2 separate regions of the Homo sapiens genome follow, and region 1 is linked to region 2. The links are chromatin contacts, found by Hi-C or POLR2A ChIA-PET in ENCODE. All regions are on one chromosome and are shown on one strand. The core of a region is the stretch at or near the end of the contact, and the rest is flanking DNA. Distances in the headings are between cores, read along the strand shown.

The links. Hi-C counts contacts between places; a loop is a spot of excess contacts on that map. ChIA-PET counts read pairs that join two places held with the same protein, here RNA polymerase II (POLR2A). Pooled maps may share reads with other maps.
Region 1: a loop to region 2 is called in a pooled map, with 2.3 times the contacts of the local background. The contact joins two enhancer-like sites. A Hi-C loop is called at or near these places in 2 of 50 pooled maps. POLR2A ChIA-PET finds 5 or more read pairs at or near these places in 4 of 52 experiments (AG04449, AG04450, IMR-90 and 1 more).

The regions. Positions count from the first base shown.
Region 1 is chr6:16,917,603-16,923,339 of GRCh38, reverse strand. No RefSeq gene overlaps it. Among named protein-coding and RNA genes, the nearest start is that of ATXN1, 160 kb to the right of the region's middle. Within about 2 kb of position 1,824, at least 2 of the 41 ENCODE cell types and tissues checked have a DNase peak (open chromatin) inside an H3K27ac peak, as active enhancers do; they include IMR-90, where a contact is called at or near this core.
Region 2 is chr6:16,766,568-16,772,531 of GRCh38, reverse strand. LOC124901268 (a long non-coding RNA gene) reads right to left here and starts at 5,388. Exons shown (of 2, transcript XR_007059480.1): 1 at 1-5,388. It overlaps ATXN1-AS1 (ATXN1 antisense RNA 1), which reads right to left. Exons shown (of 3, transcript NR_136240.1): 3 at 5,649-5,964. RefSeq lists an enhancer at 3,120-3,414. Within about 2 kb of position 1,456, at least 7 of the 41 ENCODE cell types and tissues checked have a DNase peak (open chromatin) inside an H3K27ac peak, as active enhancers do; they include IMR-90, where a contact is called at or near this core.

The DNA of each region.
Region 1 (5,737 bases), core at 575-3,074, 150 kb before region 2:
ATGTTCATGAGCAACTGTATGAGTCTCCCAGCAGAAAACAGATGGTAAATTCAACTGTGATTTTGAGAAACTTTTTTGAAGGACTATTTACAATGATGAGAATGCAGCCAGAGAACAAACAAGGAATGCTGAGGCACCCAGAGGCTGAAAGCAGTGGGAAGCTATATCTATCTATCTGTCTGTCTATCTATCTATCTGTCTGTCTGTCAGTCTGTCTGTGTATCTATCTACCTACCTACCTCTTCATCTATAGAATGAGATTTATCATAAGGAATTGGTTAACATGAGTATGGAGATTGAGAAATCCCAAAATCTGTAGTTAGCAAGCTGGAGACCCAGGAGAATGAAGATGTAAGTTCCAGTTCAAGTCTGAGTCCAGAGGCAGAAGATTGGTGTCCCAGTGCAAGCACCCAGATGGGAGGAATTCCTTCTTACTCAATCTTTTTGTCTATTGTGACATCAATTGACTGGATGAAGCCCACCCACATTGAGGAGGGCAATCTGCTTTACTTAGTCTACCAATTCAAATGTTAATCTCATCCAGAAACATCTTCACAGACACATCCAGAAAAATGTTTGACCAATTATCTAGGCACTAGGTGGCCCAGTTGAGTTGACACATAGCATTAACCATCACGAGGGGCAAGGGATGAATGATGCTACCATAGCCTCCAGTGAGCTGAGCGGTGGGTCTCCAGACGGGACCTATAGCTGAGAGATATGCAGCTGCTCTCAGAACAGCTCCAAGGCAGGGAGGAAGAGGGGTGAAAACTCCATTCTTTCTCTCTACACTCCCCTCTCCCATCTCCTGCCACTGCCTCCCATTGGCCCAACCCAACCAGAAGCCCATGGATCATGGAACGTGAGCGGTGTAAGAGTGCAGCCAGCAGAGGTCAATGTCCTGGTGCTCAGAGCTGGCAGATAGAAGAGGAGAATATACTCAAGAAACGACAAATGAAAATAAACCACCACAGCAACCCCCAGAACTTTTCTAGAAATACTTAGCAAAGTGAACTCTGAAAAAAAAACCTGTTACTCATAGCCAGGGATGGCCTAGAGTCATTTTAGTCTCAACATTAAACAATATTAAGCATTAAGCAAAAGGGGATTTGTACCCCATATATAATATTTGGAGCATACCAATTGCATGTGAATAAATTTATTAATTAGAGATCTGTAATTCTGAGACTGTGCTTGTGTGTATATCTCTTATCTCCTCTTTGAGGATGTAAGCTATTGTAGGGCAAAGATGGTCTCAGAATTCTACAGTGCATTGAACATGGTAGATATTCCGTAAATATTTGCCGAAAAACTATTTCCACCTCTTTTCCTTAAACCTAATAGGAACTGATGAAATGCAATATAAAAAACAACAAAGGTTTTGTAAGTGTCATATGTAATCAGCCAAGGAGAGTTTTAGCACAGCAGGTAGTAAGAGTGGAACTAAATTGCTTAGTCTGACTTCTTAGAGCTAACTCATTTAACAAATGTTTATGGAGCACCTGTGCTGTGCCAAACACTGTGTTAAGCTTTTAAGATACAAAAATAATGTTTTGAAGGAAGAAATCCATTAAACATACAAACCACTCATGAACCACTCAATTTTTATGGCGTGCAACCAGCTAATTGCCACATAGCTGTTTGGATCAGTTTTACAGAGGTCTGATTCAGTTAAATCAATGAAATGAGTTGCCTAATCCACTTATTTTAGACATGCAGAAGCATGCTTCATTTTGCTGTCCACAGCCCTAGTGCAGGTTTATCCCTTGACAAAACTTGGGTTAGCTATGACGCGGACGCAATGTTATAGATTGTGACCACAAAAACTCAACAAAGCTATGTGCTGTACCACTTTCTCAAAGCTACTCCCAAGACTGGGGCCCAGTGATGAGAGGTCCTTGAAATGGAAGGATTCCAGTTAAGAACAGTAGTCACAGAACAGTTAAGCTTTCTTTAGCAATGTCAAATGCCAGCATATCCCGCAGAGGAGCATCTTTCATATCTGCAGACAAAACATTGTCCCCATCCACCCAACAATTTCAGTTAGCATTTCCTTCTAGACCCTGAGGCACAAAAAGCCACTATTTACTTGAGTGGGTTTTCTCACAGCAAAACAGCTTTGTCTTTCAACTTCCTTTTCTAGAACCAACCCTGTCTTGCTTCCATAATACTGAGAAAAGTGGATCAGAGTCTCCCGCTGTTTGTGTCAAATAGCAATTCTTTTATGTTGCTCTATTATAAATGCTGCTCAGACATTTTGAGTCAAAACTGTGAAATATCCCTTCTTGCGTCCCCATTATCCATTCTATTACGAGATTTAAGACTTGTGAATAATCCCATATGTGACCTTGGTTAGATGACTCTTTTTTTAACCAGGACAAAAACCAATTGAGTGATTTCTTCATGTAGAGTGTGCCAGTAGTTGAATATCCTACACTTGTTTAAGAGCACTATTATTTGATCTCAAAATATTCTGTAATGGGATGGGATGTATTTTCTCCAGAATTTAACCTTATGCTAATTATGTCTAGCATGGGCTCTGAGACATACATTAGAATTACTGAACTATAATGTCAATCAAAGTTTTATCTTCAGTAGTGTCAATCTGAATAGAAAATTCATCTGCTTTCTTAATATAATCACTAGTAATTTGGTGTGTGTGTGTGTGTGTGTGTGTGTGTGTGTGTGTGTGTGTGTGTGTGTGTTTTGACAGGGTCTCGATTTGTTGCCCAGGCTGGAGTGCAGTGGCATGATCATGGCTCACTATAGCCTCCACCTCCTGGGCTCAAGCGATCTTCCCACCTCAGCCTTCTGAATAGCTAGGACCACAGGCATGTATCACCACACCAGTCTAATTTTTTATTTTTATTTTTTGTAGAAAATGGGGTCTCCCTATGTTGCCAAGGCTGCCCTCAAACTCCCGGGCTCAAGGGATCCTCCTGCCTCCTGCTCCCAAAGTGCTGGGATTACAGGCGTGAACCACTGTGCCCACTAGTAATATTTTTTTTTAATTAACTTGCTAATATTCTCACTAGTTGCACTTCTGGTTGAGAAATGAGAATAATAGTTACAACAGTTCTTCCTTCTTTACTTTCAGATTTGTTAACTCAAATTACCATAGCTTTTATTTTATAGGTATTTGCTTATAAATTTGCAGATTATAAGTTTTTTGAATTGAGGGACTTTTTATACTTGTTTTTCTCCCCACAACCAGCCTTAAATATAGTAACTTCAATATAATAAATACTCCACAAATGTTTGTGGGCATTGAATCAATAAGATTTTTTTGAAAATAATAACATGCAAGGTAAATTTGAGGAAATCTCTCAGAAAGTACAATAAAAGCACAAAAATATGAAAAACATGAAAGAAAAGAAAATTAGGGGGCCTAAATGGATTAATAAAATTCTAGTAAAATAGAAAAATAGAAAAATTAAAGGGGTGATATTATCACATAAGTTATACAAGAAAAATGTCGAAAACTGAAGATCATTCATTTGCAGATTGAAAGGTTCCATTGATGGCTAAAATGAATGAAGAAAAAACTAACATTAAATAAAATATAATTGTAAAATTTCAGAACCTAAAATAAGAAATAAACCATAAAGGCTGCTGGAGAAAAGAGAAGATCAAACACCAATAATCAGTAATCATATGGAGCTGTTTTTTTGAATAGCGAAATTGGAAGCTATAAAACAACACAATGATACCTTGAAAATTATCAGGAAAAATTAGTCCAACCTAGAATTCTACATAATAAAGGTATTATTAATCAAGTATCAAAAGAAAAGACATTAGAAAACACACAAGTTCTCAAAAATCAACTTTTCACATATTCTTTCTCATGAAGCTATAGGAGGATGCATTCCATTTAAGCAAGAGAATAAAGCAATAAAGAGAAGGAGAATAAATCCAGGCAACAGGATCAGAGATTTTCCAGTGTTATGATGAAGAGAAGGCTCAGGATGAAAGCTACATTCAGATTCGGATTAAATCAGGAGGTTATGGATTCTAGGAGAGATACTGATGAGAAAAATACAGAGTAGATTCAGTTCCCTGTGTTTTGCTCATGAGAAAGTGATTTATTTTACATCTTTACAGAAGTGCTTAGGGGAAGAAAACATGGTATATAAAAAAAGTGCATGAAAACAACAGGACAACTGTAAATTCTAGAAAAAACAAAAAGTCGTTCAAAAAGAGTAAATATACTTATATCACCTTTTGTGCCTTAGCTTGAACAATTTTAACATAATTATAATCATAATTATAATAATATTGGGAAGTTGAAGAAATTGGAAGTATTATGTGTATGTGTATATAAGGGACAGGGTGTAAGAGGGTTAAATTTTTATCTCCATAAAAGAAAAAAATAATTAGTAGTTAAATTTTAAATTATGAATAGTAATATCAACTGATATGGTTTGGCTGTGTCCCCAGCCAAATCTCATCTTGAACTGTAACTCCCACGATTCCCGCGTGTCATGGGAGGAACCCGGTGGGAGGTAATTGAATCATGGAAGCAAATCCTTCCTGTGCTGTTCTCTTGATAGCAAGTCTCACGAGATCTGATGGTTTTAAAAAACGGGAGTTTCGCTGCAGAAGTTCTCTCTTTGCCTGCTGTAAGACTTCACTTGCTCCTCCTTGCCTTGTGTCATGATTGTGAGGCTTCCCCAGCCACGTGGAACTATAAGTCCATCAAACCTCTTTCTTTTGTAAAATACCCAGTCTCGGGTATGTCTTTATCAGCAGCGTGAAAACAGACAAACACATAAACCACTTATTTTTAAATGTTATTGTAAATATAAAAAAGAATGTTAAAAGGATTGAATGTGATTATCTCCTCAGGTGACTAGAACTCAGAGGTGGAGAGCAGTGGAGCTGAGGATAAAATAAAAATTAAATTAAAAATTATATAATGATTCCCCCAAATTCATGTAACTATATTTATATAATACTTATTTTGCTTGAATGAGTCATAAAATTACATCTCTTAATAAGAGAAATATTTGAAACTACCTTAATTTTATTAACCAATCTACCCCCAAATTTATTATTTTTCTTATTTTCAAAAATGATTAAGAAAGTTTAAATGTTAAAAATACATAAAACATTACTTAAACATGCATAAGGCAATTAAAAGCCATTCTGAAATACAAAGTGGCTAAGTAAGACACAGAAGCTAAGTCAGTGCTATGACTGAGCATTAAATTGTGCCCCTAGCTACCTACAGAGAGTGAGAATTATTTACTTTTTAACCTGAGGGGAGAAAAACACACAAATTAGAATGGAAAGAAATTTTTCCTGGCATTAAAGTTTTGGAAGTATTTGAGATATAGATGATTATAGAAGGAACATTTGTCTTGCATCTTTCACAGGAACTCAGGAACTAAAACCAGTCCTTCATTAGTTTTTCTTAAATATTTCCTTGTCATTGCATCCACATTGTCACTACTTTTGTTCAAGGTCTTATAATCTTTCACTTAGACTAATTTGATTGTCTCCTAATGGAATGTTAGTTATTCATTCAGAAAAGATTTAAACACCTAAAAACAGAATGAGAAAATTTCAGACCAAATACAGAAGGCAAAACCCCAGAAATATAGAAAATAAGTGTAATACTCAAAGATACTTTAGCTTTGAAGGCAGTTGCTGAGCTGGAAGAAATGGCCATGAACTTTATTTTGTGAAAGTTTCACCCACACATATAAATATATAATTAATACACACAGCAACAATA
Region 2 (5,964 bases), core at 207-2,706:
AAATGACATCTGCAAAGCCTGAGTGTGAGACTCAGTTCATTCCAACTCAGCTTTAATAGTCATGTCAGACACTAAGGCAAAGGTCAAGTAAAGAGAACATATATTATACCATAGTGTGGACCAGATGGATTAGTTTTGGATTAGCTCCTAATGAGATAATCATTGTGTTGGGGGCTGACAGAACTTTGCACATAGTAGGTTCTGGAAAACATTACTGATTAATTCATTTAATAGTCAATGCCTATTTAGTGGGTGTCTATCATGTGCCAAGAACTATTCTAGATGAATGAGCCAGACAAAAAAAAAAAAAAATCTCTGCCCTCCTGACAATAAACAAACAAACAAAGTAGATGACATAGAATGTTATAAAGCAACACATTTATGGGATAAATGAGCAGGGCAAGGTGGATCGGGAAAGTGAGGGAGTAGAATTTTTAGTAGGGTGTTCACAGCAGGCCTCACTAGGAGGTTGATTCTTAGAAAAAATAACCTGAAGAAGATGAAGGAGTGGGCCATGCGAACACAAGAGGGAAAAGCATTCCAAGCCGAGGGAACAGCTAATACAAAGGCCCTGAGGCAAGAGAGCAGCTGGCTTATTTGAGGACCAGCAAAGAGGACAGTGAGGCTGGCAGTGTGGGAGCAAGGACAGGGATAGATGAGATCAGAAAAGTTGAGGACCTGATCGAGGCCAGCCTTGTAGGCCATGAAGGGCTTTTACTTGACCTTGGGGGAGCCCTTGGTCTCTGAGCAGAGCTGTGGCATCAACCTAATGCAGGCAGTAGACTGGTGTGGGCCGGTAACTGGAGAAGTAAGGGCCAATTTAGGAGGCTGTCGCAGTAACCCTGACGAAGGACGGTGGTGGTTTAACTCCAGTGGTAGCAGTCCCAGGGCTGAAAAATGGTCAGATTCTGGATATGTTTTGAAGGTAGATTTAACTGGATTTTTGGCAAATTGGATGTGGGGTCTGACGAGAGAGTCAAGACACTGCCAGCGGTTCTGGGCTTGAACAGGTGGAAAGATGGAGTTGCCATTTTCTGAGATTTGCATGTAAGAACTGCTTTATCCATCTCAAGAGGACTTCCTTTGTATTCTGGCTTCAGTGTGAGGCCTCCCCTTCCACTCGCTCAGGGAAACTTCCTGAAACAAATGAGCTTCTCGGTTTTTTTTGGTTTTTTGAAAAAGGAGAATCAGAAAGACCAAGGTCTTCATAAGCACTTTGATAACACTCAAATAGACAGTAAAAGAAAGCCAAACAATTAGCATTGTATTTCCTCAATATCAAATTAATTTAGTTTTTGCGGTCTCTTCTTCACCCCAACCCCACCCACATGCTGGAAGACTACTTCTGAAGAGGGAAGCTGCTGGTGCATCGGGCGCCCAGCAGAGGGAGCTGAGGAGGGCCGAGGAGGACGCCGACACCAGCTGACGCCCCGTGCAGGAGTGTAATGTACTTGTGCTCTCTGAGGCCTGGAGCCAGAAGCCAGATGTTTTTCTGGGATGACGAGGAGGCGGTTCTAGAACTCTGTAAGTTTTCTATTCCATTAGACCTTTTCTTTGTTTATTGGTATTGTCATAGGTGCAAGACCAAAAGTACATCCAGAACAGATTACCTAGGAGTATCTGCAGCAGGAAGAGGTAGGGCCATATACGTAAATAAAGAGAAGAAAGGAGAATCCAACAGACCTGGAATCATGGATCTCATAAGGAGGGTGCATTCGTCTCCTAGGATGGCTATAACAAAGTACCACAAACTGGGTGGCTTAAAACAACAGGTATCTATTCCCTCCCAGTTCTGGAAGTTAGAAGTCTGAAATCAAGGTGTCAACAGGGCCATCCTTTCTCTAAATGCTCTAGGAGAGGAGGCTTCCTTGCCTCTTCTAGCTTCTGGTGGTTGCTAGCAATCCCTGGCATTCCCTGGCTTGTGGCAGCATATCTCCAGTCTCTGCCTTGTCTTCACATGGTCATCTACCCTGTGTCTCCTCTGTTTCTGTGTCTTCTCTTCTTATGAGGACAACAGTTGCATTGGATTTAGGGTCCACCCTAAAACAGTAAAACCTCATCCTAACTAATTACATCTGCAAAAATGCTACTCCCAAATAAGGCTACACTCATAGTTACTGGGGTTAGGACTTCGATGTATCTTTTGGGGTCACAATTCAACTCATAACAGAGGGCAGTGGAAAGTTACATGAAAAACTGATCAGTGGAGGGGAGTCACATAATTGGAGCATAAACAAAGGAAGCGCAGTTGCACGCTGAAACTGTAAGGGAGGTCAAATGGGTTTGGGAGTAGCAGGAAGTATTCAAGTAAGAGAGCTCCCACTTAGGATACTCTCTCCATCTGTGCTTATGGCCCTGTTTTTTTCGGTTAGAGGTTTAAAAAAATATTGTATAAATAAAAAGAATAAGAAAATAGCACTTCTCTGACTCACACATTGGGCAGAGCCGCAGACTCCTGTGATAATCAAGAAAGACTTCACAGAAGTGTTGATGCTTGAGCCGGATCTCAAAAGCATGAGGATAAAATCTCCATGCAAAAAAAAAAAAAAAAAAAGGAGGGAGGAGAAGAAAGGGCTTTCCATATAGAAGGTATATGCACACGCATAATGTTATTTAAATGATATCTCCTTCACCTCTTTAGGTGGGGAGTAAAGTCTTTAAAAGGCAAGGCTCTTGTTGTCTATTTAACCTGTATTACTCAGACACAGTATTTAAACAATGAAGGGGCAAAAATGTTTCTGGTTTTAATAAATGCACAAATAAGCACATGATAACCTGGAAGAACACTAGGGGCATATATCAGGAGGAGTTAATTATTGGACACATTTGCCAAAGCACAAATATGGAAACCCCACCCTCAGCCAGATCTGGAGAAATCAAAGAGTTGAATGTGGTATAAATTCCTTTGCCCTGATTGCATAAGGAGATCTGCCAACATTTTTCCCTTTGATATATTCCTTTCTGTACAAAGGGTCGAACTGGGTTCTTAAAAACCCAATCATGAACTAAGATATGCAATTCTGAATCACCATTGCGATCTAGGAAAATTAACTCCTCGCTGATCTTCCCAGATAAGCACCCAAGCTTGTTGCCTCCAAGATCTGCATCAGGGTCTGGCTAGTTTCTGTCTTAGAGCAACTCCCCTTTTTTGGCATAAGAATGTACAGGATGCCAGCGAAGTTCACACTGGGTCGTCTAAGTCTCTTTAAAGGCCTGATGATTCATTGCTGGGGGTTGGGGTGAGAAGGTAGTGAGGGGAAAGGAAGTGCTAAGCCAAGGGGCGGAGCAATATAATTATGAAATTGACAGCAGGAAAAGCTAGCCCTGGGAGTGAAGGGTTCACGTGTTCTTACTCCTGGTACTCAAGCTACAACTTTTAAACTGGAATAGGTGTGGGGAGTTAGGAAACATATCCTGTAATTTGATTGGCTCTCAGAGGAAATGCATCCAGTGCCTCATATATTTGTAATAACTATGATGTATCGATTTTCTTAACCCATTTATGGTTGCAATTTTTTGAATTTTTGCAATCAGACCTTGGCGATGACCTCGAGCAGTAGGATATAAATAACTCCCACATGCTTAGCGTTCCGATAATGGAACACTAGGCATAAATATTAACATCTGACAAAGAAGAAAAGCTCTCTCATGACAGTGCAGTTAGCAGAATAAAAATTTGGCTGTAGTGGTATGAGTGAATAATTTGTCTTCTTCTACTTGATTTACTTGTATTCTAGCTGACAGGGTCTTCCATTCTGTGCATTCATTTTGTACTTAAAAAGGGATTGTTTGTAATGTACAGTTTAAGTCTGAGTGCTATTATTCTGCTCTGTCAGAAAGCATCTGTGGCAGTAGCCATCGTTTTATGCCTGTGTCTCAGACACAAAGCAAATCAGTATCTTCAGTCGCCAGTCTTGAGAGCTTCCCAGATCTCCTAGCAGTTAAACTTTGGAGAGGCCTGACAGAGAGGGGTTCTGCAAATATCAAACTGCCTGACAACCCTCACTGAAACCCTGACACAGGCCGTTCCCTTGGTGAATTCTAGTTATTTATGTCAAAAAGCAAAGTTTGCCAATGCATTTTTCTCTAACTCTCCCTCTTCGGGGGTAAACTTGGTAAATTCCTCATAAAATAATTTTCTTAACCTCTGACCCTCATTCAGATCAGCTTCTCCTGGCCAATATTGACTCAAGAAAAATAAAGTAACTAAGAGAGCTTATAGCCACATATTTTAATGTCATCAAGTTAGAACAACAAAGAACACTGCTTCACTCCTTCCATAAAAATTTGATGTTTATTTTTGCAGCCTGTTGTTGCCCATGATCTTATTCCGAAGGCACCCTCAGCTTAACAGGCACAAACCATCAGCTGCCACTACCTTCAGTTCAAAAAATGGTGGTTCTGGCTTTGATTTAAATTTGGAAAATGTATTTCTTTTGAGGAAACAAAATGCCAAGTTGTTAATGAAATGCTTTTAATAAATTTCCAAATGCTCCTGGCCAATACCAAACAAAGTTCAACTCATTCATTCTAAGCCTCAAAATGTTGTCTGTTTTCTTTCCATGTAAGAAGAGCTATGTTCTTTAGATGACTAAGACCATAAATTATGATACTTGCCTTATATTCAATCTTGGTCAGAGCTGCATTGATGAAAATTTATCTAGGTCTTGCTTGCAAAATAAACAATGATGGTTAAAAATAATCATTTCTTTTCAGAGTATCCTATGGTACTAAATATATTAGAAAGTTTTTTTTTAAACAGATTTCCTTTTGATGGCCTTGATGTTTTTTAGTTAAGCAACAAATTATATAATTTTCATTATCAATGTCCAAAGCCATCTGTCACTAGAAAGTATCGGCCCCAAACCATTTAGCCACAAGCAGCAAAACCAGCTGTAACTCTAGGATGCTTGTGCTTGTGCTTTCGAAAACAGAGCATAGGTTTTCCATCAGCCTCCCAGGGTGACAAGGTACCAGAGCTTGAGAAGACTGAGTCACAGATAAGCCTAACAAATTTTTGTTTTGCAGGCCTGTAACAGATCTACCAGTGAGATCACGCATTCACCGACAGTCTACTCTCAGTGATCATTATAACAGAGTAGGATAAGTTCTGTGTTACACAGTGTAAGGGGGGAACATGGGGAAGGCAGAAAAATAAGTTATTTACCACACCACTGCAGGGAGCCATGCTGGGAGTCTAAGATCTTAAACTGGGTTCTTAGAACCAATTCCTGTGCCTCCTCAGCCCCAATATCTGTATCAGTGTTGTTCATTAGAAATGAAATATATAACCCTTCCACACATGTGATATGAAACTTTATAGTAGCCACATTAAGAAAAGTAAAAAGAGGCTGGGCGTGGTGGTTCACATCTATAATCCCAGCACTTAGGGAGGCCAAGGCCCAGGAGTTCAATAGCAGCCTGGGTAACATGGTGAAACTCCGTCTCTGCAAAAGACACAAAAATTAGCTGGGTGTAGTGGCGCATGCCTGTGGTCCCAGCTACTCAGGGGCTGAGGTAGGAGGATCACTTGAGCCCAGGAGGTGGAGGTTGCAGTGAGCAGAGACTGCACTACTGCACTGCACTGCAGCCTGGGTGACAGACCTAGACCCTGTCTCAAAAAAAAAAGTAAAAAGAAACAGGTAAAATGAAGTTTAATAATATATTTTATTTAACCCAATGTACACTATTAAAAAATAACCCAATATTTTCAACATTTAATCAATGTAAAAATGGAGATATTACATGTGTGTATATATAATACATAAAATTAATAATATAGGAATAATGAATAATATATATTATATGTAAAATATGTATTTTTTATACCAAGTTTTTAAAATCTGAGGAATATTTCACACTTACAGCACATGTTAATTTGGACTAATCACACATTTCAAGTGCTCAGTAGACATAGTGGATAGTGAAGACCTAAAGTACCTTTTTTTCTTTGTTTTTAATTGT